Linked DNA regions of Homo sapiens: regions 2 and 3 are each linked to region 1. A link is a loop called in an ENCODE intact Hi-C map of the cell type or tissue named here. Cell type or tissue: endothelial cell of umbilical vein. All regions are shown on one strand. Links, peaks and the distances in the headings refer to the core of each region. The heading gives the core; the rest is flanking DNA. Region 1 has its middle 7.6 kb from the start of MLIP-AS1. Region 2 holds the start of MLIP (muscular LMNA interacting protein). Region 3 holds the start of MLIP-IT1 (MLIP intronic transcript 1).

What was found. Peaks named below come from ENCODE experiments on the same cell type or tissue, not always from the same donor. Only the 100,000 strongest peaks of a DNase experiment are listed, where the experiment ranks them.
Region 2: it touches region 1 in a loop (6-fold over the local background); 2 of 110 quality-filtered maps call a loop at or near these places.
Region 3: a loop joins it to region 1, with 4 times the contacts of the local background. A loop is called at or near these places in 7 of 110 quality-filtered maps.

The regions. Positions count from the first base shown.
Region 1 is chr6:54,049,893-54,060,446 of GRCh38, forward strand. It overlaps a transcript of MLIP not described here. Among named protein-coding and RNA genes, the nearest start is that of MLIP-AS1, 7.6 kb to the left of the region's middle. In endothelial cell of umbilical vein, for the core only: no CTCF peak of the experiment used is centred there; a DNase peak (open chromatin) is centred at 4,329; H3K4me3 peaks cover 298 bases.
Region 2 is chr6:54,107,705-54,118,258 of GRCh38, forward strand. It overlaps MLIP (muscular LMNA interacting protein), which reads left to right and starts at 3,739. Exons shown (of 14, transcript NM_001281747.2): 1 at 3,739-3,871. The coding sequence starts at 3,776. In endothelial cell of umbilical vein, for the core only: no CTCF peak of the experiment used is centred there; DNase peaks (open chromatin) are centred at 3,887 and 4,787; H3K27ac peaks cover 3,999 bases.
Region 3 is chr6:53,996,052-54,006,605 of GRCh38, forward strand. MLIP-IT1 (MLIP intronic transcript 1) reads left to right here and starts at 2,839. Exons shown (of 4, transcript NR_046832.1): 1 at 2,839-3,008; 2 at 4,859-5,043; 3 at 6,563-6,668. LOC101927189 (a long non-coding RNA gene) reads left to right here. Exons shown (of 4, transcript NR_125842.1): 4 at 1-1,616. In endothelial cell of umbilical vein, for the core only: no CTCF peak of the experiment used is centred there; no DNase peak of the experiment used is centred there.

The DNA of each region.
Region 1 (10,554 bases), core at 1,924-6,923:
TATTGTGTAAAACTTTATTATACTAAAGTGCAACATTGTACGTACTCTGGTTGAAATGTTGGTGACAGTTTAATAATTGTCTCAGAATTAAACAACAAATTTAAGTTTGATTACATGATTTGATACATTGCAAAGTGGGTAGAGAGGGTTTTTCACATGGGAGCTCTTGTTACAGAAAAAAAGAACATCCATTCATTGATTTATTCATTTTCTTTTAAAGTAAACATCTGAAGCTCTAGTGTCTATTTAAATTCACTTCCCCTCATGTAAAGGATTAAGCCTTGTATATACCTAAGTATATACACATACATATTATTTTTACTTTATAAAAGTAATACATATTTCTGTAATAAAGGCTTAAAGCACAAATAATCAATGGAAAGAAAATGAAAACACATATAGTATTTTTTACCTTACCATCTGCCAATAACCATGACTAATGCCTTAGTATATTATCTTCTTGCTTTATACAAACACATACATGTACATGTACAGATATACACATTTGCACACCATGAATTCATTCTGCATATAGTGTTTAGTACTCTTTTTTGGGTCACAGCACATTTGAACATTATTGTTCTCATTAAATATTCTTCACAATGTTAATTTGTCTGGATAGTATTTTATGGTTTGGATATTATCCTTATTTGACAGTCTGCTGCTAGACATTTAGATTGTTTATAATTTGAGTTTTTTTGTTTTTGATTTCCATTTTTCCTAATATAATCATTGTTTGATTGCATATCTTTATAGCTAAATTCAACGTTTTTAATGATGAAACATAAAATCGTGGAAGAGAATGTTGTTTTGCCCCAGCTGGTTAAAATAGAGAAATGAGTGCAGTTTTTGTATTCTGGCAAGCTGTATGGGCATCATGGTATTATTCCCCTACACTCTGAGGTTTTGAGAATTCTGAAAGGCTATTAAAGATGGGAAGTTCTTCTCCTGATATTCTTCACCTAACACTAACTATTTTTATACGCTTATCTTTCACATGAACTCACAGGTCCATCTGTGTTTACAAAACATACTCTGAACTTTCTGTCCTCATGCTGTTTACTGCATCTGGAATGTCTTTGTCCTACAGACGTTTCCAATGCAGGCTTTTGAAATCCAACCCAACAATAAAACTAGCTCAAGGCACTTTTTCAAGAAGGTCTCCCCAAGTCCTTCAGGAGGTATTTGTTTCCATCTCTTTTGTGTTTCTTGCTCCACTTTCCCTTCTCCCCACTCTCAACCTCCTTGTTGGACCTCGAGCAGTCTACTAGTATAAATATTTGTATATTATAAATATATAAGTATTAGTATAAATATAATATTTGAAGAACTATCCTGCAGCAAGTATGTTTTAGTCATCTTTGTTTTGTTTATAATACATTGTAGAGTGCTTTTTGAGTGCTTAGAATCAATGCATTCTTTGAATTAAATTGTTTAATTTAATTTAAATATGCCACTTCAAATATTAATTTTTTCTTTTATTTTTCCTTTCAATACAAAGGCAGGGAATGGGTAGTTGTAACATCAGTGGAAAACTCAAATTTACTGATTATTACTTTAATGTTGTCTGAAAAATGTACCAAAACCCAAACGTACAAAACTCCCAAACTCAGCCTAAAGGAGACTGCTTTTTCCTCTTTACCTGTGTTTGAGACTTTCAGTGTCCCTCCCAGACCTTAATTAATCCTGATAGTCTCTATATTGTAGACAATTTTAGGGGACTATGACACATAGGAAAAAGAAAATCTGGGATTCTGATCCCAGATGTGCAAATAAAGAGCAATTTGATTGTGAGGAACACTTTATCCTCTCTGGGTCTCAGTTTCTCTAGAAAATGAGGGAACAGGAATGGAAGATCTTGATGGTCTTATCTAACCATAAAGTTTATAATTTTTGAAGACACAGTTTTTGGGCTATATAAATAAAGTTTAGAACACTTAGTACGGACTGGCATTATGGCAAGCATTTTACATGTTTCCTTTTGTTGTTTGCTGGTAACAAATACAATTCAAATTGCCTTTTAAAAATGGGAATTTATTGCTTGGTATAACTGGAAGACCAAGGGTATATGGACTTCAGGCAGTGCTGAATTCAGAAGCTAAAATGATGTAATCAGTGTCTGATTTTCTCCATCTTACTGCTGCTCTGCTTTCTCTCTTCTGACTTCTCTGTGTTGGCCTCACTCTTAGTCAGGCTCATGGATTATGATAGAAAAGATAATGGTAACAGCGTTAAGCTAGAAAATTATGGGTGAGAACGCTGACTTGCCTAGTTTAGATCACAGGTGTAGCCCTTTGCTCAATTACTGGGTCCCAGAGAAGAAATATATGATCCTCTTAGGCTCAGATGAACATCTACCTGGATGGCTATAGGACAACTATGATAAATTGGACCAGGACCAATGGCATCAGGAAAGCACATTAAACTCCTATGAAAATCATGGCACTCCTAGAGCAGAAGGAAACTTTTAAGTTCGTCTACCTGTTGTTCAACCATCTACTGAGAAAGCCTGAATTGTTTCTGCAATTCTGGTAAGGAAAGGAAAGGTTTAGATTATGTTTAATAACACTGATTTTAGAGAATTAGCATTTTTGTTTTTAGCTAAAGTTTGAAAAGACACAGGTAGAGATCTATTTTTCTTTTACACAAAATAACTGAAATGGTTCATAATTATCCACATAAAAATGGACACACATTGTCACAATTGTTTATATAGTGTCCTAACAATCCCTGAGTTATAATAATTAGTTTTAGCACACATTCAAGAATGCTCTTCTTTCACTGTTTTTTTGGAGATAAATTATAAGGAAAAAATTATACTACTTATTGAAAAGGGGAGAGTGATAGTCCAAGATAGAAATATGAGAAAACATTGTGACAAATTATAAATATAAAATTCTAGAATGAGGGAATAAATTGGAGTGCAGAGCTGAATCTCTATTGGTTTCTAAAGTGAATCTGAGGTTTATTTCAGAGGATAAAGGAATAGTGGTGAATGAGGTCTCATATTAATATGCTGGTCTACTTTGAGGTATTGTAAGAGGGAGATATGTGGATTGGGGAAATTGTTGGCTCAGTCTGAAAGTAAATGAATAAAAAATATGGTGGTCATTTCAGAGCATTGTTGACTGCTAAGTGCTTTGTGCATCATCTTCTCACAAAAGTGAGCACTTATATTAGCCCCATTTTATAATGAAAGGACCTAAGACTAAGAGCAGTGATAGTGTGCTGGGAACACAGAACTAGAAAATGGCAATAGCAGGACTTGATCCTAGGTATTCCTGGCTCTGATACCCATACCTTAAGCACCACTATGTTTTGTACTGGGTTGAACCATGTGGAATTCCCATTTTGTAGTTCAAAACAGTCAAAATGTCAGCTATTTCACAAGGTAAAAGAATATGCTCAGAACCATAATTTTGGGATGTTAAAGAGATGATATTTATATTTTTCTACCTTTAAACTTCATATGAAAATGAATAGCATTTATGATGTCTTTTCTTTCATGGTTTAGAGAAATTATCTTTTTTCTCCTACTTCTCATTCTGGGAAAATGCAATATAAAGTTTAAATTAATAGTCTTACTTACATAGGCAGGGACTTGTGCAAAATCTCATTATAAAGTTCAAGTGACATGATATTAATTTCTTGATTTACCATAGCAGGTGGTTGTGAAATTAAAATGAAAGAAAGTAATGCCAAATTGCAGAATGCTATCATGATTACTAGCTTTGTGACTGTGGGCAAGTAACTGAACTTAATTTAGTCATATTAATCTAATATACCTTGTAGAGTTGTTGTGCAAATTAAATTAGAAAATGCATGTAAAGAGCTTAGCACAGTGCCTAGCTGAATAAAATTTCCTTGTTACAATTTTTATTTTATTTCCAGATTTTTAAGTGTCTATTTGAGAATTGAATCCAGGTGGGAGATTCTGAGATGTCTGACTGATACAAGTGCACTAGTGGCTAATATAATAAATAATGCAGGAATGACTTTAAATGAAGCATGGACAAGTACTCTCAGGCTGTTTAAACCTTGGCTCTACTATCTAAGCCTGTGGTGCTGTTTATGAGCAAAGCATAATTCAGAGTTTAGATTTTCTTTAATGGAAACCATCCAAATTTGCCATCTGAGCCACAAGGGAGAAATGTACCTATGTGCCACTCACTGGTGCTCAGGAATGTGGCATATGTACAAGTTTGCTTTTTTTTCACAAAAACACCAAAGTGGTGAAAGTTCTTAGCAACCCATTAAAAAGGCTCTCTTGCTGAAAGACTCCTTTTCTTATCAGCGCTCTCACAAGAATTTACATCCCACACTGAGTCATGCAGTAAGTTTAGTGCTTCCCGGCAAGCAGCTTAGAGTCAAGTTCTGCAGCTATTCTTAGCTGCTCCACACCCTGTAATAGATGGAAGACACTGTATGAACTTGCAAATGACACATTGTACCGATGACAAACAGGGTGGATTGTGTCAGATTGAGTTTCGAAGTCTCTACTTTCTTTCGTGTATTAAGGACAGTGGGGAAAAAAAGGCAAAAAAAAAAAAAAAAAATGACGGGTCTCCTTGAGATTCAGTACTGTATCGGATATAGCATCCTGTAATGGAATGTGAACTGAAAGCAGAAACATACATTTTTGCAATTCACTGAATTTTCACTCTGTTCCTATCCATATTCAGGGCTAGATTAAAGATATCAAAGCAATAATAGTCAATATTTCACTTGCAAGATCTCATTGTGATCATGAATAATATAGAAATCATGCTTTGCTTTTGAATGGTAAGTAGAACGTTGCATTATCATGTGCAAGATAACATTTTCTCTGGCAGCTTCCCGTTAAAGTCAGTGTGCTTGTATAAAGCATCTTTTCTCTAACGAGGTAATTGTTCCCACCCTTTCCTACCCATTTTCTCAAGGAGCCAGACCTCTCCTAACGCAGAAGTAATTCACATAAGTATATTAGTTACAGTGCTTATCACATTGTTTCATCACTATCTTTTTTTTTTTTTTGAGACGGAGTCTCGCTCTGTCGCCCAGGCTGGAGTGCACTGGCTTGATCTCGGCTCACTACAAGCTCCGCCTCCTGGGTTCACGCCATTCTCCTGCCTCAGCCTCCCGAGTAGCTGGGACTACAGGCGCCCGCCACCACGCCCAGCTATTTTTTTGTATTTTTAGTAGAGACGGGGTTTCACTGTGTTAGCAGGATGGTCTTGATCTCCTGACCTCGTGATCCGCCTGTCTCGGCCTCCCAAAGTGTTGGGACTACTGGCGTGAGCCACCGCACCCGGCCTCATCACTATCTTTTTTATATGTCTGTTTCCTGAGTACACTTTTTCCTTCTATGTGTCCCCAATGTGTAACATGATCCCGGGCACACAGCAGGGATTATTTATCAATATAAGCATACAAATATGTGTATATATATTGAAAATGAGGTTATATCATATATGTTTTCATAATGTGGTTTTCAAAAATCTAACAGACTTATGGTAGAAATTTTACATGCTAGTAAATGTAGAAATCTATATTTTCAAAATATCTTATTTTATGGAAGTATCATAAACTATTTACCTAGTCCTCTCTTATTGGGCACATAGTTAATTATTCAGAAAAAACTACATTGAAGTGTGTTTTCATTCAGTCCCTGTTCATTCATTAATTTAGTCAACAAATATTAGTTGCCTTATATTTTTCAGGCACTGTTTAAACTCTGGGAATATCATGGCAAATCAACATTTGAGTGAGGGGAAAGAGACAATAAAATAAACAAAAATATAACAAACATGGAACACATAATAAATATGATTATTAAAATATATATTCTATATTCAAAGGTGATCAGTAGCATGGAGAAAAATTAAATGGGGAATATTGGAAGGACATTTATAATAAGGTGATCAGGGACTGCCGAGAAGGTGACATTTCAGTAAAGACCTGAAGGAGGAGTGCCTGCTAAACTCCTTGAGGGCAGAGATCATGTCTCTTTTGCTTACCCTTATGTGGCAATTCCTGCTTTCATGAAGCTTAGAATCTAAGGTCTAATTTGATGTGGGTTATCTGTGAGTTATTACCAGGTAAATGGTTGTTGCACTTTACATATTTATATATTTTTTTAATATTTTAAAACTTCTCTACGACAACCATATGCCACTTTTAAATTTTAAAATGACATCTTAATTTTAAAAATATTTGGTTAAATTATTTTGTTAGAGTCATCATACTGTGGACATGTCATGTCTACAAGCATCCTACCCATCAGCTTTGTTTACGTGAATTATTTGAACTAAAACTCATCCATCATGCACCTAGGTAGTCCTTTTCTTGACCTAAGTGCATGACTTTGCCTTTTCATCTTTCAGTTTTGGCTCTAAGTTGACCAAGTTTGAGGAATTGAAAGATTTCATGAAAAGCTGAAATAGGACACGCTGTACAGAGGCTTGAACGTGAAAGGTCAAGCAGACCTTTGGGAGCAATTCATAAAGGCTTTTGCTAATCTGTTTTAGCTTCCCTTCCTCATTTTTGGGAAGATGTTGCTTTCTCCCTTTGTTGGAGGTCATTCTGCTCCCTGTACCTGTGATAGATTGCTCTATGAATTGATGCACTAGGGAATACTTGCAGAAGTAAACAGTAGGAGACCCAGGAGTGAGAGACCTCTTCTACTTCTGAGAGAATACTTTTATATTTTCGTGTCGTGTGTTTTTAGTTTTCTCTGTGATACTGAAAAATCCCCAATCTTCTATATGCAGAAAAATGCTAAAACCCATCTCTAGAAGCTTGCCAGCAAGAATGCCTTTATTTCCACAGCTATTATCCACATCGATGTACAATTCCTAGCTCTTTTTAGTGAAACATTTCTCTTATGGAGTGAAGAAGAAGGTTTAAAAAGTATTTTCAATTGAAGGAAGAAAGAAAAGAATTTTCTTAGTAGTTCATAATATTAGTTTAATTCACTTTTGGTATTTGCATAGAAGTTAAAATATTCCAAAGCATTTTTTACATCTCTACCATGATTTGTACAATGTTCTAAGGTAGTAGGGTTATTTTTGCTTTATAAATGAGAAAAGTAAGTCACAGAAAAGAAAAGAAAATTGCTTAAAGGCATAGGGTTAACATTTATTGAATGCTTACCTTTGTCAGACATGTTCTAAGCATTTTATATGTATTCACTCATTTACTCCTCACAATAGCCCAGGTGACTTTGGTATTACTTCTATCCCAGTTTTTCAGATCAAGAGACAAAGCACTGAGAAATTAAATGACTTGCCCAAAGACATGCACAGCTAGTTGGCACCAGAGATGGCATTTATCCACAAAACTCTGGTTCTAGCACACAACACATAACAATTCCATATGGCTGCTACACTGGGTAGATGGGAGGTTGGGACTATAATTATGCAATGTGAACTTTGGAAGGTTTCTAAGTTCAGTAGTTACAACTGCATACGACTACTGCCCCAGGATACAAAAATAAACCAAACTTGTCTCAGAATATTCTTAACTATTACAGTAAATTCACAACAAACTATCTTGCTAGAAATTTTGTTACATTCTTTTGTCTGTAAGGGTTAATAAACTTATAAAATGCTTGCATATTTGCATTCAGGGGGAATAGTAGTTGCTTTTTGTTGTAGCAGAACCTGCATTCTTAGAAATGCTGAGAATATAGACCTTCTCAAACTTTTCTCCTTCTGCAGAAATCTCTTTGCAACATCCATGACAAATACTAATCGATTTCTGCTAGATCACGTCCAGTCATGGCAAGTCCACTAATTTTTTTAAGGCAGTTTTTTCCATTTGAGATAACTGATTGTTGGGAATTAATTTTCTTTTTCTTTTTAAACATTGGATTAATTTTTTTTCTGAATGTAGTAAAATGTTTTGCTTTAAGAATTCCAAGATGCAGTATGACATTTCTGCCATTAAATAGAGCTCCTGTTTTACTGAAGAAATGCAAGAGACCTTTACAAACTGTTTGAGACAGAGAGGCAAAAATAGAGACTAAAGGTTCAACAAATGTATTGATAGTATTTAACAGGAGAAGAAAATCTGACCTGTAATAATACACCATGTTGACTTGCATATTTTCTTCCACTTTACCCCTGAAACTTTAAACAGAAAGCTAAGTTATAGTAGTCGGACTTTCTAGAGGTCAAATTAGGCAAATAATTTTGGATCACAGGCTTAGAAAAATATACTCTGTATTTTGTGTAGAGACATTATATGTGTGTGTATGTGTATATTTTAGGGGGAATAGAAAAAAAACATGTAGGATAACTAATTGGGCAAATGAATGGAAATGCTGTGTTTATAATTGGGTCTTTACTTCCCTTTCAAGTATCAAAATTCAGTTTGATAAATAATTATTAATCATCTTCCAGGTGTCAGACTTTGTGTTAGATACTGGGGTTACAGTGGTAAAAATAAAGAGGTGATCTCTGCATTTTGGACATTGCATGTGGTTGTGCATGTTTACTGCCAAGGACTTGAGTGGGAACTGAAATGCAGGCAGCATTCCACTTGATAAGCTGTGCACTATGGCACAGGGTTGCATCTGTCTGGAGAAAGGGTAGCCTTTATCTAACCAGCACTGATGTGCTCTATGGCCTTATGGCCATCTGCCTACTTTATGAAGCTTACATTCTAACAGGAAAGGCAGTCTTTAAACAAGTAGCTATGTGATTAGTGTTATAAAAGGGAGGTAAACACAGACCATTTAATTCAAGTCAAAAGGCTAATAAAATCCTCCTTGAGAAAGTAACATTTCATATAAGCACCAAATAATTTGACTAGGAATTGAAGCCATGTTGTTCTAGATGAGAAGAAACAGCTCTCTTTTCCATACATCATACAAAAAATTGTTAGTGACATTGGACCCTCAAACAAATATCAGATATCAGATATTGGCTCAAAGACAATTGTTGTAATTCACAATTAGTTGGGGGTAGAAACCAAATATCTAGAGGAAGATAGAGAGAGATAGAAGGAGGAAAAGAAGGTAAGAGAAAGATATGTGGAAATTGACTTACCTTCTACTTCCACTGTAGTAAATTCAAGCTTAAAGCTCCGTAGTTGAACCTGAATGGTTTTAACAACAGTATCAACAACAAAAAAGTAAATTCTACAAGTCTATAAGGCAGATATGCTGTACTATCATTTAGAAACTGATATATTGGTTGGGCGTACATTTTCAAGGCAAAGAGATAGAGGGAGAGATTTGAATCAGTGTATTCAGAGACTTGTCTAAGGGCCTACCTAGCTTGCATGCTTTCCTTCCTTCCCTTTCTTCCCCATATTCCTTTCAACCCAAATGTGCTGCTTCTAGTTTTCTGGATAAAGTAAAAGACTACACTTAGGGCTCAGATTAACTCAGGCTTTTACTCAGTCTTTCACTGGAGAATCTGGCACTCAAAATGTTGCTTTGATTTGTCTTTGTGTATGTAGATCCCTCAGAACTCCTTGGAATTTAGGTGACTGGCAAAACTCAGGCATTCCTGTGTGCCATGCCATAATAATATTACAATACTGCTGCTAATTCTTGTTGATACTTCCTCTTTATTCTCTAAATTGAGAAATTAATATATGAGGAGGGGAAATATTCAATAAATAGGATGTGAATTAAAATTTGATGACAATTCATACAATTTTGGAATATGGGGATGAGAAAAGAAATAATCATCTCCAGATTTGTCACTTTATCAAAATAATATAGAAATGAAGGTGCAAAGTCACACAATTAATGAGTGAACAACCCTGGATTCACGAATGTATGTTGTTCTTAATTCCCTGCTGGCCATAATAAATAACAAGATTAGTATTATTGGTATATCTAAAGGTTAGAATTTTTTTTAAATAGCGTTTGGTTATTTAGCTAATGGATATGTAAAGAGAAAAAGAGAGCAATGGAAAATGTCTAACTTTGTGTGTTATCTATTACTTTGGTTTATGAATGGAATAATCACTCTATTATACTGGCTAAACTTAGTTTCACTTTTACAATGGTTATTTCCTTTCTAGTTCTCAAAATATTTTGAGCCTTGATTGACTGAAAATGAGATCCTTTTCATTCAGCATAGGCATGTAGTGATTTCTCCTAAAGTTTTATCCACAAAAGTAGACTTTTGATTAACGATTTTTAAAATAGTAAATTTAATGCTCCTGTATAATACCTTTAAACTCACTTTATAAATATAGAGAGAGTGGAAAAGTGGAAATGACAAATTACTATGTGTCTGGAGAAATCTTAGGTAGCTTCAAGTACTCTCCCTGGAAAGTCTAGATACCTTCAGAGCTGCTGAAAGCTATAGTTATCTACTCTACATTTTAAAGATGACAATATTATATGATGTTAAATATATGGCATTCTTGCCAAAATTCTCAAGTGCTTCATGCTTAAATGACATTCCTGAATCCTAGTTATTTTAGCAACACTTTCTTCATAACAAGTTCAAATGAGATATAAGAAATCTTAGTAGAGAAGTTATTCACCTATGTTGTAATTTGGCCTTTCACTGTTACAACCAGCATTCCTAAATGTCTTCAAGGGGCTAGAGT
Region 2 (10,554 bases), core at 2,009-7,008, 58 kb after region 1:
GAGTGAAGGTGTCTCTTTAATGAGACTATAAGCCATGCTGAGAACAGGTTCCAAGCCTTTATTATTTTATGTCTTCAGAGCTTAGAATCGTGACTGGCACTCAATAGATGTTTATTAAGATAAATAAATGGGACTTCTGGTACCTTCTGTTATCAAGCCTGAGGCATAAAAACAGACAAATGGATGTCTGAATAGCCTTGGCAGCTGGATCTGTTTAATCACTTACATGTTTCTTGGCAAACTTGTGGACTAATCTATTTCTTTTTTCTCAAATTTGTTTCCCATGTCAGGAAGAGGATTATTTGTTCTGTATTATTTTTTTAAAAGCAATATCTTAAGAGTCTTTCAGCTGAAAGGTATTGCAGTAATATCCGTTTAGTAATAAGGGTGACGGATGCCTGCTTCAGCTATCATCAATAATGCCAGATTTTAAAGAGAATTTTGGATTGTATTCATCTATTGCAAGCTTTGACAAACTTTGTTTTCCTGTGAAAACAAAAAAAAGATTATTCAACAGAGCAGTTTGTGTTTGTTAGTGGGAGAGAGATCATTAAAAGTTTGTGATTATAAAATGCTTAAGGGTCTTGGGCAGACCATAGATGACTTTTTGTCTATAGAAAAGTTGTTGTAATTAGAGGATAGATTCTCTTCTCCTCTCCACTCAGGTAATTTATATGCTCTTTTGTCATCCAAGACTAGGACCCATTTTTTGACCAGGTGCCATCACTTTCTATTTAAATACAGAATGGTTTCTATAGAAATTATCCAAAATACATGTGCTCTTTGAAGCTATATGTAGTTACTATCCAGATGGCTGAAGCATGCTGTTATAATGCATGACCATTTATGTGTTTTTAAGTGAAAATTATGACTTCTAGTATTATAAGAAATAGTCTATAACAGCAATTATTAGTTAATAAAACAAGGGAAAGAAAATGGTTAGAGGAAAGTTACCAATAAGACACAGAGAAAAATGTCAAAATAATAAATTGGTTTTCATGTTGTAAAATGACTCAAGAAAGAATCTGAGCAGGGAAGAGTAGGGGCTGAAGTATTTTCTCTTCTAAATTTGATTATGCCAACTTGCATAAATATTGCTTTCTGTTTGTGGGAGAGAATGAGAGAAAGAAAAGATCAGAGAGGAAAGGACAGAATGAGACATAGAAGAAGAGTTTCATAGCGTTTGAATCCACCTGGAATAAACTGATTGACCACTGACAAAAATCTGGACTGTCACTTCTTCTTGGAGAACCACACTAGAACTTTGCGATAAGAGTGATCTCTAAGATGTATTGATACTACCCTTTGGTGTTTTGATTTATATATATAATTTTATGTCTTCATATATATATATGTCTTTATATATATAAATCAAAACACCAAAGGGTAGTATCAATAAATACATATATATTTACATACATATATATTCATATATATATGAATATTTCCATTTCTGTTCTTCACTGAATAAAGCTAAAACATCTTAATTCAAGATCTTTGATGACCTACATTTAACCTACTTTTTTTTGTCTTACTTGCCTTTATTCTCATTTATGTTATTTATAAAACTAGAAAACAACAATACCCACAGGAGTAACGTGTATTAAGAATCTGCCTGGCACAGAGCTAAGAATCTGTGGAAATCTTACATGCTGAATTTAATTGTAATCCTCACAAGAACTCTGTGAAATGAGAGCTATTCTCATCCACATTTCACAGGTGAGAGGACTGAGCCTTTAAAAAGTTCAGTAACTTGTCTGAGGGCCCACAGCCAGTGGATGATGTGGCTCCAGGGTCCTGTGCTTTATGACTTACTGCTCTTGCTGTCCCGATAGGTGCCTTCAATCCAGCCCTCTCTCTTTGCTTGAAATACTTGCTATTCCATCCCACCTTCATAGTTTCCCTTTCCCCGTTCTTCTAAGTGCAGCCCAAATGCCACCATCTTGAATTACTGCCCTCCAGGTGGCTGTAACATCGTTCTCTGAAATTCCTCTGTCTTTGCTACTCAAAGTGTAACACACCAGCAGCAGATCTGGGGTGTGGCTCCCAGGGCATCTACTAGGAGCTTCTTGGAAATGCAGAATCTGAGGCCACATCTCAGATCTCCACACTTAGAAAGTGCATTTTAACAAGCTCCCCAGGGGATTTATGTGTGCAGTAGTTTAAGAAGAACTGCAGTATAGGGCTTTCTTTTCTTTCTTTCTTTTTCTTTCTTTCTTTCTTCCTTCCTTCCTTCCTTCCTTCCTTCCTTCCTTCCTTCCTTCCTTCCTTTCGTTTTTTCTTTTTCTTTTTTTTTTTGACGGAGTCTCGCTGTGTCGCCCAGGCTGTAGTGCAGTGGCGCGATATTGGCTCACTGCAAGCTCCGCCTCCCGGATTCATGCCATTCTCCTGCCTCAGCCTCCCGATTAGCTGGGACTACAGCTGCCCGCCACAACGCCCGGCTAATTTTTTGTATTTTTTAGTAGAGACAGGGTTTCACCATATAAGCCAGAATGGTCTCGATCTCCTGACCTTGTGGTCCGCCCGCCTCGGCCTCCCAAAGTGCTGGGATTACAGGCATGAGCCACGGCGCCTGGCCAGTATAGGGCTTTTTCTTGTTTTCTTTTTTCACTTTGTATCTTTGTTATTTGTTTACCTGTTTTATATTCTCAAACCATTAGCTTTTTGAGGGCAAGAGGCACTTATATTCTCTTTTGAGTATCCATAAATATGTGTAAAATAGAAGAAGGCTCATAGTTTTTTTTATAACACGGCACTTATATTCAGAAATTTAGATCATATTCTAGGTCTGTGTTGTTTGGAATAGTTCCTCCCACTGTGCTAATAGAATCACTTATAGCAATTATTTTACTCATTATGTTTCCATAATCTCAGGCTTTTGATAACATCGAAAATGTGAAGAGGCATAATCTAGGTTTCTAAAATAGTAATTCCTTCCCATAGCCTTTGATCTATATCTAGTCCTTTGGATACAACACTTTTCACTGCCAAAGCACAAATGTAGATATTACAGATTTGGAGAAAAATCAATACTTAGAAAATAGAAGTACTGAAAGCTGAAGACTCCAATCAATTTCACATATGAAGTTTTAAGGTTTGTCTGCAGTCAGGATTCTCACTGTCTTCCAGGAACCTTGGAATGAAATTCTGTTTTGACAAGGATTTGATTCCAAGCTTTATTTTAGAGGTGATTTTGTTAATAACATAACTTCAGTCACTACAGATGCTCCTGTATTGTTGCTTACAATTTATATACTAAGGATAAAGTTACTGATATTTTGAAATAACTGTGTGTTTTCTAGTTCTTTATTTGGACACAGTGTTTGCATGTATTTATACCTCTAAATGTTCTCTATGAGCATGACCAACTGATTATTGAGATTGGCAGGTGCTAGCGCCCTTCAATCAGCTTCTCATTGCTGCACAATCTGGCTTTTCTCTTCTTTTCACAGAATATATAATTGGAATACATGCATGAAAAGAAAAGAGGGAAAACACATATCAGTGGCTTTTTTTCTTTTTCTTTTTCTTTTTTTCACTTCTACTGATTCCATTTCAGCAGTTAGTATGACCTCTCATAATGTTCCAAATCTAAAAATTGTCAAAACAGAAATCTACTCTTCGGAGCTGACACAATTCCTCAATTTTGGAATGACTCTGCTTTACCTCTTTTTAGAATTTCTTCTTTCTGCGTGAGTGTGTGTGTGTTGTTTTAGTATGAGGCTCCCTTCCCACCTCAGTCATTGGTTTGCTCGCTCCCTTATGTGATGAATCAATGCTTTCAGAACAGGGGCTTCTGAGTGACTGCGGGAACAATTACTTCCAAATGACCTCGTGCATCTTATCAGGGAGCATTCAGACCACACCCCAGGTAAAAGGAAGTCTTTGCTTAATGCTTTCAGTAACTTTTAAAAGCAGTGTACGGTGCTGGTGGTATTTGCTGCAAGGATGTGAGGGAGAGCTGCCCAGTGAAGATAAATTTGTATGTATATTGAAATGAAATGCTATCTTCACTTAGAGAAAAGGGTGAGCTGATAAAGACAAAACTGCTCATTGGGCAAAGAAAATGCTCAGGATTGCCCTTGGCACAGTGATAATGTAAGATACCCTGTAATGCCTTAACAGGAGGCTAGAGGCCATCTGCGAGTGTGGGTGTCAACATCTGAAGGAAGAGAACTTTTAGGGAAATATAAGAAAGGAAGGCATTACAGCCCAAAACTGAGCAAAGGAGCTGTTAGCCTGCGTGGCATGCGGGAAAACAGTTTCTCAAATTATTAGGCTATCCGGTGAGAAGATGACGTTCTTAGAGATTTTGAGCATTTCAAAGTGTATTTAGAAAAAGATTTTAATCCTTTTATCTCATATTTCTATGACTAAATTAGTTTCCCAAGGATAGAAACTAAGATATTTAAATAACATTGACAACTGAAAGTGTTAATTGGCAATTAACAAGTGCAATGCTGTTAACATGCATCTGTTGCTGCTTTGTGTGGAAAATGGTTTTTCATCACCATAGCAATTCATTCTTAGGCTACATTGGAACTTAGCCACAGTATGCAGTAAACAGCAAATATTTTTTTGTTCTCTCCTAAACAAGGGATTAAATAGTCTACTGGCTAATATGTGGCTCTTTATCTGAATGTTGCATTGCATAGTTGGTGTAATTTCAAATTCTTTTCCAACTGAAATTCCTTGTGAATGAGTATTAGATCCTTGGTAAGTTAAGGATGCTAGGTAAAGGTGGTGAAAAGAGCTAATATTGTACTGTTAGCTTAAAAGCGAATACCAAATGATTGCCCTTTTTGTGATTATTCTTCTGAAGATATGTATGTGGACAGGAATTTATGTCTGATCTTGTTATTCTCCAACAGTAACTCAGGAAGATGAATAAGTCTTTAGTTTTATTAGATTTCCTGTTTCTGTGTTTTCTGGAATCACATCATGTACTGGTTCAACTAAAATAAAAAAAAATTGTTTCCTTACACTGGTGAGAAAATTTTATGTAGGATATGGATGTTTCTTTAGGAAAATATAACAATAAATTAGAAAGAAATAGGTTTTCTTCTTTTCAGTTGCCTTTATTGTCAGGATGTGGTTATGTTTAGAAATTTTTTAGGCAGTACCGTTGTAAAAGCATACCTTATTCATTGAAGCATCAGTTTTCATTCATACTTTGTTTCTACTTTATTCACTGAAAGTTATAGCTGTCAACTTTTAAAAAGTTCATAGCATGTGACATACCAGTTGTGGAGCTGTATTTGTATCTTAGATACTTAAGTAGCATTGAATTATACAAATTGTGCAAGGTGTTTGAAGAAATAAATTTTCATCATTATATATGCTTTAGAAGGTAAAGCTACTTACTGCTTATAATGGTTATATGTATTTTGTAACCATGGGGTGCTTATAATGAAGACTTTCATATATTATTTTTTAAATTTTATTTGGATGGAACATAAGATAGACCTATAGTCATGACATGGAAAGATAAGGGAAGGCCTAGTTACAGAACCTGGGGACAAAGTTGCAATTTCACCTCTTTACTCCTAAAGGATTATCTTTATTTCTTACTCAAATGAAATTATGGGATGGATTATTTGAACTACTTCAGTAATTTCCTTGCCAAAACCACTCTCCTTTCTATCATGATATTGATGAGATTAGTTATGTGATGAAACAGCCCTAGAAGATAATACATCTAGAAGGCCTGTTGTATTACGTATTGTTGATAGATAAGTGGGCTCCTTAAATCTCACAAGGGATCCTTCCTACAATATAAAGCACTGATTTATTACTTTTTGATGATAAGGTATTTTGACATGGATACAATGAGGAAATAATGACACATATCTTTAAAGGCGAAAAGAATATTGAAAATTAAAAGTTTTTAAAACCCTGTCAATATTCTTGTCTCACAGTTCCTTGATCTTCACAAGCTCAGTGCCCTTCCTTTCATATACTCAGTCTTAATGCCAAAGCCTGGAATTTAGAATCATCTGGAATTATCATACTTCTAATTATTAAATTAATAAACTCTCATATCATATTATGACCCCATCCATTCTCTCAAACAGTCATCATAGTATCAACTCTGTTTCCTGAGCACAGAGACCTCTAGTTCCTTCAACTTGAGGGTTCTTCCTCCTTACCTATACAAACTGAACTCCATGGTCAATCATTTGCTCTACTCTCACCAGTACCCTTAATTTCCTTATACTTGCCACATCCTGCCAAAACCAGCAAAGCATTCCTTGAGAGACTATCGAACAGCCAAGCAAATTGCCTCACTGTTCCTGGATTTATATTTGGACTGGTTCCTCAGTGTAGACTGTGAGAAATTTTGTTTCTGGTCAGCCCTCTTTCTGACTACTGTCAGTGATGTTTCAGCCTTTTAAAATCTTCCTTAAAACGCCCAGGCCACCTTGGCTAGTTCTTCCTCAGCTGGTGGATCACTCAATGTTAGAGTCTGTAGGGTTTGGCCTTAAGCCTCTTATTTTTCTATTTGTGTTTACATCTTTATTGATCTCATCTAGTCTCCTGGTTTTAAATATCATCTATGGGTTAACAACCCTAGTAATTTTATCCCCAGCACAGAATTTCCTGTAAACTTGACTCATACTCACATTTCCACTTGGTTGTATATTGGGCACACAAAATTTGATCGTTATTCTCAAACCAGCTTCAACTATTGTCTTCCCCATTTCAGTGAATAATATCTCATTTCTTGCAGTTATTCAGTTCAAAATTTGTCTACCCATCTTGATTTTTGTGTATCTCTCATATTCCACTTCCAATTTTTCAACAAATTTTAAGTTTTGTCTTTAAAATGTAGCCAGAATCTTAACAGTTCTTACCACTATTACTGCAGCAAACTACATTCAACTCACCAGTTTTTCTCCTATGGGTTATTGCAATAGACTTATAGCAAGTCTTCATAGCATTTATGAAAATAGTACTACATATGTTGTTTATTTATTTGTCTACTGTCTGTTTCCCTCCACTAGAATATAAACTCCATGAGGGTAGGGATTTTTGTTCACTGTTATGGCACCAACCCCTAGAATAGTGCCTAGCATTTAGTAGGCATTTAATAATACCTCATTGAATAAATGAAAGTAAGTAGAAGGCAAAGTATTACAGTGAGGGTTGGTTTTACTAGGAGCATAGTAGTAGGACTGAAGGCCATAAAAAAGGGCAGAGATGCAGATGTGTGAATAAATGTGGTGTTGGGGGCCTTGAAAATTCTTTTCTGATTGCTTCCGTTACCTTAACGAAATAGGAAACAAAGTCATCAGCTCCAAGTGAGAATGTGGGAGAGATGTTAGAGGTTTGAAGAAAGGGGAAAAAGTGTGAAAGAGTTTTCTAGGCCAGTGGAAGAGTGAATGGGCTATGGAAGTATAGTACGATTGTTGGGCAGCATTGAAAAGCCTTCTTGAGGCTCAGAGTGGTAAATATGAAGTGAGATCAGTAGGTGTGGTTGTGTGGTTTCCCCCAGGCATGTTTACCTTCCTGGTTCAGAAATAGAGTAGGTAGGGGATTAGACTTAGTGAGGGCTGTAATGTACTCAAACAGGATGATGATATAAAGGAGGACAAGGGATTTGAGGGGTATCCAAAAGAGTAACTGTGGTCAACTTGGTTTTTGAAGCTGGTTAAGAAGACAAATGTAGGAAAATAATTGTGGAAGAATCAGTAGATTTAAATCATGGTGAAGTTAAAAAATGTTAGAGTTGGACTACTAGGGGGATAGTATGGAGCGATAAAAAGTGATGGTCAGAGAATGAAGAAACAAATTACGGAAGGTTTGCAGCTATTGGGCAAGGCTAGGGATGTGAGGGGCAAGGAAGAATAGAGGTCAAGGAAATACAATATTATAAAAAATACCCATTGAGATATAATACTGGGTATTATACAAAGCATTGGGTTAAGAAGCGTGGCATTGAACCAGAAACTGAATCTTTAAGGAAAGAAGCATTTAATACGGGTGTGGAAAGATGACTGCAGCTAAGAGAGATTGTGAAGGGTATAGACTGATGACATGAGATTCAAAGCTGGAAGTTTTTAGACAAGAGAGAAGAATAGTCTGGAAGCAGTAAAGATAAGCAAGGAGGACACCTATTTTACTTCCAGGCCCATTGGTGCAGGAGTGTGAGAGAAAACATTTATCATTGAAATAGAGTCCTTCAGAGAGAACCATGTTTTAGTTATAACTAGAAAGTGAAGGGAGTATTTTGAAAATAAGATACAGATATGTAAGATTTTTTTAATTGCTCACTGAATTCCAGAAGGTATACAGTGAAAAGGTTTTGAGAGTTGGAGCAGGGTGCAAGATGGGAACAGAACTAGGAATGTGCATAGCATACAGGAATGGAGGGATGATACAGAGCCTAGGGTTTCTCATGGGCACTGACATGAACTGGGTTAAAAGGCGTGCTCATAAGGTCATAAGGTCTGAGCAGTTCAAGGCATAAAAGGGTGGCAGGGATTGAAGGGAGAGGGAGTGAGAGACTTGCCAGGGCATGTCATATTTCTTCTGACAGGGGAATGGAGGTGGCAGGGCAGTGTTACTCTGACAAGAAGGGACTGATTTTATCATGAAAATTAATTATATCAAGAGTGATTGCTCAATAAAACAAAGAATTGGTTTTTGGAAAGATAAATTTGACAAATCTTTAGACAAATAAATAGAATCAGAGAATAAAACGGAGACATTATAATTTATACCACAGAAATACAAAGTATCATAGAACACTACTGTAAACAATTATATACCAAAAAATTGGATAAGCTTCCAGAAATTGATAAACTCTTGGACACATACAACCTATTGAGAATGAATTATGAAGAACAGAAAATCTGAACAGAACAGTCATGAATAAGAAAGTTGAATCAGCAATAAAATATCTCCATTGAAGAAAGGCCCAGACCTGATGGCTTCACTGCTGAATCCTACCAAACATTTAAAGAAGAACTAAGAACATTTCTCCTCTAACTATTTCAAAAATATTAAGGAGGAAGGAATACTTCCAACCTCATTCTATGAGACTTGCATTACCCTGATGCCAAAACCAGACAACAACACAACAAGAAAAGAAAGCTACAGGCCAATATTCGTGATGAACATATATGCAAAAATTTCAACAAAGTGCTAGTAAACTGAATTCAAGAGCACATTAAAAAGATTATTTACCAAGATCAAGTGGGATTTATCTCAGGGAGGCAAGGATGGTTCAACAAAATATGCAAATCCATAAATCTGATACATCACATTAACTGAATTAAAGACATAAAATGTATGATTACTTCAATAGACGCAGAAAAGCATTTGACAAAATTTAACATTCCTTCATGATAAAAGCTCTCAACAAATTAGGTATAGACAGAATGTACCTCAACATGATAAAGGCCCTATATGGCAAATCCATAGCTAACATATTGAATGGGGAAAAGCTGAAAGGTTTTACTCTAAGATTTGGAAAAAAGACAAGGATGCCACTCTATTTCTGTCTTTTTTTTTTTTTTTTTTTTTTGAGATGGAGTCCAGCTGTGTTGCCCAGGCTGGAGCACAGTGGCCGGTCTAGGCTCACTGCAACCTCTGCCTCCCAGGTTCATGCTGTTCTCCTGCCTCAGCCTCCCAAGTAGCTGGGACTACAGGCACCCGCCACGACGCCTGGCTAATTTTTTGTATTTTTAGTAGAGAAGGGGTTTCACTGTGTTAGCCAGGATGGTCTCGATCTCCTGACCTTGTGAGCCACCCACCTCAGCCTCCCAAAGTGCTGGGATTACAGGCGTGAGCCACCGTGCCCGGCCCACTCTCACTATTTCTATTCCTCACAGGACTGGAAGTCCTAGCCACAGCAATTAGGCAAAAGAAAGAGATAAAAGGCATCCAATTTGGAAAGGAAGCAGTTAAATTGACCTTGTTTGCAGATGACAGGATCTTATATATAAAAAATTTTAGGGCCGGGTGTGGTGGCTAACACCTGTAATCCCAGCACTTTGGGAGGCCGAGATGGGCGGATCACGAGATCAGGAGATCGACACCATCCTGGCTAACATGGTGAAACCCCGTCTCTACTAAAAATACAAAAAGTTAGCTGGGCGTGTTGGCGGGCGCCTGTAGTCCCAGCTACTCGGAAGGCTGAAGCAGGAGAATGGCATGAACCCGGGAGTGGAGCTTGCAGTGAGCCGAGATCGTGCCACTGCACTCTAACCTGGGTGACAGAATGAGACTCTGTCTCAAAACAACAACAACAACAACAACAGCAACAACAACAACAACAACAACAACAAAAATCATTGATGAAAGAAAATGAGAAAGGCACAAATAAATGGAAAGATATACTGTGTTCATGAATTGGAAGAATAAGTGTTGTTAAAATGCCTCTAACACCCCAAGTGATCTACAGATTCAACGCAACTCCTATCAAAATACCAATGACATTCTTCACAGAATTAAAACATAATAAAATTCTTATGGAACTACACAAGAGCCTGAATAACCAAAGCAATTTGAGCAACAAGAACAAAGCTGGAGGGATCACACTGCCTGAAT
Region 3 (10,554 bases), core at 2,924-7,923, 53 kb before region 1:
TTGCTTTCATTTTCTGAGCCTGACTCACTGAATTTTCTTGTCCAGATTGGTTTTCATCTGTTTATTCCTTTAGAGCATAGATTAGAGTCCATTGTGGTTCTCATCTCTGTTATGCATGTTTTTTTATGAATAAAATGCCAGGCACACAGAGCATACATATGCACATTTTACTACGAGATAGTAAAAGCTCAATGTGCTGGGACTGCATTCCCAATGTGACCTTATTTTCCCACTCTTTGCAGTTTTAAAATGTTACGTTAATCTGGCGTTCTGGACGGGGATTTTCTCTTCTTTACAGTGAGTCCCAGCAGTATATAGCGGCCATAGAATAGCTAAACTTGAAGAGGCTTTTTGGCAAAGATTTGAATATATGTCCTTTGGCCTTTTCTGGTTCTTGTCTGTATTTCATAATACAAAACTAATGAGGATTTCACTTTGGTGAAATCTGCCTTACTAAATGATGCTTGCAAATAACACATTCATTTGTTAGCATTTGGGATTCTGATTAAATCATTTTGCTTTAGTAGCTGTTAAAGATTATAGTTTGAAAGAAAAAAGTGTTTTGGCATTGAGTACTTTGAGACCCCTGTACAGTGTACCAAAATCTATGCAAATTGTTACGAGGCCTTTTAATTACAGGTGAACCCCAGCACTTATTATCATCTGATGCACAGATTATGCACATGTCATATATTGGTAATAAAATATCAAAGTTAGACTGACACTCTTAAAGTGCTTAACACTGTTTTATTGGCTTACTAGCCCTAACTGGATTCATTGCATCCATTTTTTTCATTCTGCCACTTAAAACATTTGCCACGTTGTTTTATTCATGCTTTTATCACAGCTTTGTCTGTAACTACATTGACTTGATTACTCATATTCTATGGCAATTCCTGACATTTGGCTTATTTTTCCACTAGCCTCCTTACTTTTAAAAACCACTCCATCTCATTTTTCAACAACCTCTGATTATCTCAAAGTTACCTCGGATTATCCTGACACGTCCTTCGGCTTCTGAGGATATTGACTCAGTATTTCAAGACTGAGGTGACTCTGAGACAGAAGACGGAGCCAGTGGTGATGTGCTCCCTTATTCAGACTCTTTGAATAATGCTTTTTACTCAGCTATGGACTCTGCTAGAAAGACACTTTAATATTTTTGCCATTTATATTTTTCTGTTGTTGAAAAATAATAGAAACCAGTGCCTTAGTTGGTTTAACAATTCAACAAAGTTGTTTTCAAAAGAAGAAAGAAAATGTAACTCCATTTAGGTTGTCTTTCATTTGCAAACACTAACTGAAACTTGAGTTAGGGATTGTATAACTTGGAAACAGTATTAATAAAATGAAGTCATTGTCATATTAAAAATGTCCTAATGTTCACTTTAAGTGTATTTTTAAAAACCTCACAGGCAATGGTGTGAAAGAAACCAAGGAGATGTTTACATTCATTAGTTCCACTGGAAAAAACTGGTTAATGTAATTGTATAGATTTTTCCCTTCTTGTTTTGTGTGCTGTATAACCCAGTCTTTGCTTTATGTACAAATACCCTGGTTTCTAAATGCTACTTATTTTCTTCAGAAATAAAGTATGCTTTCAATTTAGTGAGTAACTTTATATGTATGTGCATTTGTTTGGAAGAGATAGTAAGTAATAATAATTTAATTCATGTAGGGCAGCCTTTTCTTCTAAGAAGCTTCATTAATTCACATATGGTATAATTATTTTTTATTTCCCTTTACCAGAATAAATCTTTCCTTCTAGAATGATGCTTTTTCCTTGAGTGGATACTGCCTCTCTTTAAAGTATCTTAGCTTAGAATTAAAAAAAAAAAAGTTAATTTTTCTTGAAAACGAATCCCAGACATTATTGGATGGTGGAGTTGGCTCAATGACTTAACTATGTCAGGTCTGACATCTCTGTTAATTCTTTAAGCCTTTTCCTTGTGATTAGAACATGGCTGTCATCAATCCAGCCATCATATCTACTTTTAAGTCAGGAAGAAATGGAAAGGACCTGCCTTTTGCTTATAATTTTAAATATAAAGGATTCTCAGGAAGTTCTGTAAACTGAAAATAGAAATGCTGCTCATTTTCTACTTGAAATAATATTTTTACCTTTCAAATTGATTATCTGAAAGGTTATAAAAATATATCTTTATTACATTATTTCACATATATTCATTTAAGAAATATTTTTCACTAACTATGTTCCATACAATGTTTTAGAAGTTGAGACTACAAATGCTAATAAAACAGGGATTTTGCCTTTAAGTCGCTTCTGGATTCATCAGGAAGAAATACAAGAAAACAGACAAGAATAGTACTGTGTGAATCACAAAGCATAGAGCTTAGCACTACAGAAGCATCAGATAGGGTGTGGAGCTGCTCTCTATTAGCTGGAACAGATGAGACTTGACCTGTGATCTGGAGCATGAAGATAAGGTGATTGATAAAAGCAAGAGGAAGCTATGGAAGTTATCTAGACACGAGGACCTGCATGTGCAAAGGCCTGGAAGTGACAGAGTGTATGGTTTACTCAAGAACAAGTGATTGCATATGGCTGGATCATAGGCACAAAGGGTGGAAATTTAGGCAAATACTTTACTCAGGACTTTGGTCTTCATCCTATCCATGATAATTGTGCTATAGCCTTCTACTTTTACCTGATGCTAATTCCTTAGAACTTAGTTTTGGTTTCACTTTTCTGCAACTTGTAAACCAATAAGTCAAATATTTTTCTTGTATTAACACTAGTATTTAGTAGGAACTGTATATTGGTGATCTGCTGGCCTACTCTGACCTACGGGCATGGATAGTGGGATATTTTTGTTTTGTTTTTTTTCTTTTTTTAACCTGTACAGAATAAAAAATTGAATTAGTTTCCAACATTTCACAATCAAGAGATTTCACAGATGAAACTAGTTTTTCTGGAAAAATGAGAAGATCTGGAAATCCTGGGCCTGCATTCCCATATGGCAACAGTAAGCTGGAGCTGAGTAAGGGTAGGTAGTATCTGGTTCACTACAGTCTTCATTTTCTGTTGTTTTACAACATACTCACCTAACTAATTAAAAGTGCTTGGTTGGCTGATGAAGACGCTTATATTTGCTATCTCTAGTGCTGATAGAGACAGGAGGCAGCCAAATGCCTAGGCAGATAGGAGCGGGTACACAGTGAAACCCCACCTTCAAGTGGAAGGTTTAAAGCCTGCGACCCAGCCACATGGGGGACTTTCCTGCCTTTGGATTAGGTAATCACCCACTGCTTCACCATTCCACTGAGAGCTGTTCCATTGCTCAATAAAAATATTCTCTGCCCTCCTCACCCTTCAATGTCCAGTGTATCCTCATCCTTCTTGGGTGCAGTAGAAGAGCTCAGGAATCACCAAACAGGGGTACAAGCTATGACACAGGCAAGCTGGGGCATGCCAGTGTGGCAGAGCGAGGCCTGGAAAGGAGTTGCCAGCTGGGGGCCCCCGGCTTGCAAAGTGACCTAGAAGAAAAGTCCCGCATCTGTGCAGGACATAGAACTACATAAATTTAGTTAACTTGCACAATAACAGTTCTGGACAAGGTGCAGTGACATAATTCTGTTTTCGTTTATGCAAGCTGACCCTGTGGTCAGTGGGTTCACAATGGCCAATAGCTTGCTTCAGCGAACAGAAATGAAACACCTCTGTGTTATGAATCTTGTTTCTAATTATCTTATACAATGTTTGTAACTCTCAAAATGGTTGCTCCCGATAGACATTATAATCTAAAAATCCCTTCAGCAAATTATAAGAAAAGGAACATAAGATTATGAGTCTGGAGGCATGATGACTTCACAGTAACAAACATCCCAAATGGCATTGGTTGACCATTTAATTTCCTTGGCCCTCAGAAACTTCCATTAGAAAATGTCTGTAATGTCACCCCCAATATCTATCTGAGAGGTTATTACTGGCATTCAAGTGAAACAGGGTGTGTTTCAGAAAGAAAAGCAGGTAACTACTGAGGACCCACAGATGAAAGGAAATGTTGCTCATGGTTAGGGGTCTTGGGATCTTGATAAAATGTCTGACCAGAAAGTACTATTGGCTAAAGGAAACTGTCCAACTTTAAACCAAAATATGATTCCATATGGAGACTTTAAGGGATGTGGCTGGTAGACAGACTAGCAGTAGACAAAGATTTCAAGAACTTTCTGCATTATGTTTTGCTCAGAGAGTGGATGGAATTTATTGAGCCTATTACTGTATGGTCACTATTAGATTTAGTGGCAAAACCCCGTCTTTACTAAAAATACAAAAATAATTAGCTGGGTGTGGTAGTGGGTGCCTGTAATCCCAGCTACTAGGGAGGTTGAGGTAGGAGAATTGCTTGAACCCGGGAGGCGGAGGTTGCAGTGAGCTGAGAGTACGCCACTGCACTCCAGCCTGGGTGACAAAGTGAGACTCTGTCTCAAAAAAAAAAAAAAAAAAAAAAAAAGATTTACATAACAAAAAAAAAAAAGACAAAGATTATATGGCCTAGTTCACTCATTTTAATGACAAAAAGTAGATTCTCAGTGAGACAAAGTAACTAATTAGTATCAGAGACAAAACAAGAAACATTGGATATCTAAACTCTCAATCCAATGATCCTTACATTATGCCTGTGGTGTCACTTAGAAGAGAGAGATTTTGATGCTCACACGGGGTTTACCTGAAAAGCTGTTGGTTTTTCTGTTTCCTAAGAAAGCTAGAGAAGACCCTTTTCTTTTGTATCCTTTAAGGCTTATTTACTTTGTGGGTCAGTTAGGGGAGCCTCAATATGTTGTGATGGATGGATTTGGGGGTCAACAGGGATTCTTACGATATTTGATTTTTCAGTAGTTAGAGGAAATAAGAGCAAATTGCTTAATTGCTTCAAATATTCTGGAAGGCAAGCATTCCAAGCACATCTTACTCTTTTGGCTGTTGGAGTCATAGGTCTTCAATCCTCCTAACACAGGAAGAATCTTCACCGCTAAAAATCTGGCATAATTTTTTTACACTCACAAGAAAACCTGTCGTAGGTGAGTAAAATCATGTATCACCTCTAATAAATTTTATTTTTATAAAGTTTTGATAGCATTTCGTATGAAAAATATTTTCATACATGAAATTTTAAAATAGTTTATTGATGGCTTTTTCTGCTCAATGTGCTGCAAGAGGCAAAAGTTTCCCAATGTAGGTTTAAAATCCTTTGATAATGCTAGAATTGGACTATTAGTGTGCTTGTGTAAATCATTGTTGCCAATTACAATTTATCTATCAATTGTGATAGTTCTAATTTTAGCTAGTGTTAACCTTAAAAATAAATTCTTTATATTTGTTTAGTGCATTGCCAAGTCCACTTGCATTTTTTTCCTGTTTCTTAAATCATTTTTTTTCTCTCTACTGGTCACATCGTGCATGGACTTCTATAACATAGCTTCCTAACTGATTTTCCTGCATCACTCTTTGTCTTAAATTGTGCCTATTGACAGCTTGATTAAGCTTGGAAGTACATTAGGAGAATCCCCTTCCTGTGGAGTTTCCTGTAGCATTAGTCAGGAGAGGAACTTTAGTGGAAATACACTATTGGAAGCACACCAGATACAAAGATGAATAGATGCAGAGGTACCTGGTGGGTCCCAGTTTATCCTCACTGTCCTCCACATGGTGGTCCTCTCATCATCCAGAGTACAGGACCTGCTGACCACTGTGGCCCCAGGCCCACCACCAGATGCTTGATTCCAGACCCACAGAGGCAGTAGCTGCCAAAGGCAAAAGCTCTCCTGAGGTCTCCCTGAGCGCCTGCTCACAGCCCTGCTTCATAGATTGGCTGTGCTTGGCTTCTCAAGTCTCTCTGAAAGCATTGTCTTGCCAACCTGAGTCAGTGCTTCCTGACTTTTCCATCCTCCAACTCCCTCTCCCAGAACTTTCCTTTCCTTGCTCTTCCCACAATTCTGTAAACTCTAATTCCTATGGTAAATGCTTTATGGATTTACCATAATGCTCATAGTGACTCTGCTTCCACTACCAAAGCCCAGCTGATACACCCTTGAACTCATCCATTGCCTTTCCCAGAGCAAAACTTTTACAGTGAAAGTGATCATGAACTGACTTAATTCCCCTCTCCCCTTTCCTTGATCAATCCTTGATCCTCTTCATCTCTTTCAAAACTCTCACTTCCTAGGTTTCAGAGCTCCGTCTCCCTGGATTCTGCCCTCCTGGGCCACACACCCACATACTTTTGAGTTCAGGGCTTTTGCTCTGACTCACTTGCTAATATAGCAGGCTAGGATTTTATGTGGAGCAGATCTCAGTTCAAACTCTTGTGCTGCCCTTTCTAGCTGGGGACTTAGATAAGTTATTTGACATTTGTTAGGTATAACTTACTCACATGTAAGAGGGGGATAATGTCATAGTTATCTTATGAGGGTGGTAGGAGATGTAGATACAAAATTGAAAAGCATCTAGCAGTGCCAAATACCTGTGAGTGCCTCCACAGATGTTGACTTGCTTCCTCTTTTTCTTTATGCTGTGAACAATCCTCCATTGCCTTCCAAGGAGAAGAAGTGACCTCATGGTCCAGATGTTTTACTGCCTCTAGTATTGCAAATCCCAGTGGAGAAGGTTCCTGGTTGAACCATGAATTGAAACACCTAGCATTGAAGTAAGAACATCTTGGTTCAAGGGCAAGGGGCTTTATCTTTTAATGTGGGTGATTGTTCCTGTGAGTGATTATAGTGAAGCTGTACTTTGAAAAATTGCTGATGTTGATGCTGATTACAGATATGGAGAATGGACAAAATGAGAAAAGAAAAATGAAAAATTGAACTTTCCTGTAAAAGCAACACTAATTATAGACATTTATATCTATGGCTTATTATTTATAACTAATTAGTATGCAGCACAATGGCAGTGATGCAAGTCATTACATATATCACACCACCAACTTGTTTCACTCAATTGCAACAATAATTTCTCTCCATGGACACTTGACTATTGGTTTGTTGTTCAGGTTTGTTCATCTACTGATAACATAGAGTAATTAGAGGAATAGCAGTTTCCACAAAGAGAATACTGATGTATAGTGATAATTTTTTGCACTTCATCCCTTAAACAGTACTGTGGCAAAGTTGCTATTCTTATCTGCATTTTTCTGATAGGAAACTGAGGCCCAAAGAATGTAAGTAAATGCCAAAAGCCTTAAATATAGACGTTGGACTCAAACACTTTTCTCTTCCAAGCTCTTACTTGGACCTATGCGGCAAAGCTGATCTGTTGAAAGACGTTTAGTGACACATAAATGTCTTTAATTAATGGAATGAAAATGACATGAGATGGATTTGTAAAATCAAGATTTGTAGGTTTAGGCTTGAGTTCTACATCCTAGGGCAAAGGATGTGACTGCTTATCTGCCCCTAGGGTCAGAATTCCTGACATTCTTGTTTTTTAATGCTTGTGTCTGCTTGCACTTTGTAATCTGTAGGCTTCCTGAAAGCTCCAAAAATCTAAAAACAATAAATCATTCAACATCTTTTAGCTTGTTTTTCTTTTTTAGAGACAGAGTCTCACTGTGTCACATAGGCTGGATTGCAGTGGTGCAGTCATAGCTCATTGCAGCCCTGACACCTTGGGCTCAAGGGATATTCCTACTTCCACCTCCCAGGTAGCCAGGACTATAGATGCACACCATCATGCCTGGTTAGTTTTTTTTTTTTAATTTTTTAATTTTTTTTTTTTTTGTAGAGACAGGGTCTTGCTATGTTGCCCAGGCTCATCTTGAACTCCTGAGCTCAAGAGATCCTCCTGCCTCAGCCTCCCAAAGTACTGAGATTAAGGGTGTGAGCCACTGTGCCCAGCCATTATTGCATTTTTGAGCTACCCAAATGGCCTAGCACTATCTTCAATATTTCAGAAGTACCATACTGTGTTCCAAACAAAACATAGCATTCCCTATGGACAGTGTGGTTTCTAACCGAAGTGGACAGTGGGTCCTCATGCCTGATGGCTCTAGAGAAGAGAAGGCTGCAATTGGACCCAAGTTCTTCAGTTAGGCCAATAAATACTCCCTGTTACTCTGATCTGATGATTTTGAGATTTATCTGCAAGGTGTAGGGGAGAAGGAAAGTCAATTTGCCATGCTTAAAGGAAAAGATAATGGGTTAAAGAAGACTTTGATGAAGCTTTGAAGTCTTAAGAAAGCTAGATTATATCATTCTCTCCAAAGGTGTTTCAGTCGCCCTTTTTACCTTGGGGTTTGGCGGTTATTTTATGCCCCCTAAAAACAATGTACCAATTATCCAGTGACTAGTGTTCCAATTAATTTATGGACATGAAGATTAACATGCAATCTGCTAATGCATTAATGAGTTTGTAATATTTAGAAATAGGAGGACCAAAACTGGTAGACCAATTCTGAGTTTTATCAACTTCAGTGGTTGAAATTAAAATGAAAATAGCAACATTTGTTTTTATTCTCCCTACAAAGAAACTAATTATTTTCCTCTGGGTAATGATAATTAACAAAATTCCTATTGTGTTCCTGATCAGTTCACAGCTGGCACTTCGATAATTACAAAGACTTGGTTTTATGAGGTGACATTAAACTCCTGCCTAACTTGGGAAGTACATTAATTGTATACTATTGCCTGAGCTTATTAATTCTAAATTATGCCTCAATGAACTTCTCAAATTGGGAGCAACATTTATATTAATAAACTAGTCAGTGAGAGGGAGGGAAGGAGGGTGCGAGAGAGAGAGAGAGAAAAAGAGAGATCATAAGAATCTACTACTGAGTGTAGATTTTGTCTGCTCCAGATGTTATAGCTGGGTTTAAAAAACTTTGATATGTTTGAATAAATTCCAAAGGAACGTCTCATCCATTCTTTTTTTTTTTTTTTTTTTTGTGACAGAGTCTCACTCTGTCACCCAGGCTGGAGTGCAGTGGCATGATCTTGGTTCACTGCAACCTCTGCCTCCTGGGTTCAAGCGAGTCTCCTGCCTCAGCCTCCCAAGTAGCTGGGATTACAGGTGCCCACCACACACACCTGGCTGTTATTTTGTATTTTTAGTAGAGGCGGGGTTTCACCATGTTGGCCAGTGGTCTTGAACTCCTGACCTCAATTGATCCGCCCACCTCTGTCTCCATCTCCCAAAGTGCTGGGATTACAAGCATGAGCCACTGCGCCCAGCCTCATCCATTCTTATAACACATTTTTAGCCATTCTTTTTTCATTTAAGCAGGAAAAGCGAAGTGCTAGGTAAGCCTGGGATTTGTGGTTGAAATGTGTTCAGAGTGCTACCCTCCCTCATTCCTTGGAACTTTCTGAAGGACCAGAACTGACCTGAGGACCTGTCGGGTGTGTATCACTGAGGGAGTTCCAGGGCTATGCAGGGAAGCCCTGAGTGGGATGCAGTGATTCCTCTCTATTGTGTCTATTTCCATGAGGGCTGCCATCCTTCATGTAACAGTACCTTTAGGAACAGGGACCATATATCTATATATTTCTATTTCTAAGTTTCAAACAGTGCTTGGCAGCTAACAGGTGGTCAACTAATGTTTGTCGGATGAATGAAGGGTGGTACCAAGGAAGAATGGTGCGTTTAGTCCTGGCTGCTAAAGGAGGTTTAATGATAATTGGCCAATGTGTGGTGATTAAGCCTCAACAGTTACATAGAAGAAACCATGTTTATACTCATGTTGCTTTAACAATGCCATTGAAGTCTGGCACCGTGTCTCATACCTGTAATCCTAGCACTTTAGGAGGCTGAGGCGGGTGGATCACTGAGGCCAGAAGTTTGAGACCAGCCTGGCAAACATGGCGAAACCCCATCTCTACTAAAAGTACAAAAATTAGCCAGGTGTGGGGGCACACACTTGTAATCCCAGCTACTCTGGAGGCTGAGGCATGAGAATTTCTTAAGCCCAGGAGGCAGAACTTGCAGTGAGCCAAGATTGCACCATTGCACTCCAGCCTGGTGACAGAGTGAGACTCTGTCTCAAAAAAAAAAAGCCAGTAAATGTTACTTCTATCTTAAATTTCCAGTATAGCAATTTAAAAGATGATCTTTAATTTTTATGGATACATAATAGTTGCACATATTTACTATTTATGGGGTACATGTGATATTTTGATACAAACATACACTGTGTAATGATCAAATCAGGGTAATTGCAATATCCAACACCTTAAACGTTTATTATTTCTTTGTGTTAAGAACATTCCAATTCTACTCTTTCAGTTATTTCAACAATAAATTATTGTTAACTATGGGAAATTTTTAAATACAATAATGTCTTATGCTGATGAGGATATGTGAAAGACACATTCATGCAACCCTTTCGGAAAGAAATTTAGCAGTATCTATCAAGAACTTGGACAATTTTCGTTATCTTTACTCTGGTAAAATTCAGCATCTGGAAGTCAGTTTTAATGAAGTAATTCAAAATAGAAAAATAGCTTTCTGTACACAAAGGTGGTGATCTCAGATTTATTTGAAATCATGGGAAATAATTTGAGTTTCCAATGAAATGGGAATGGTTACAAAATATT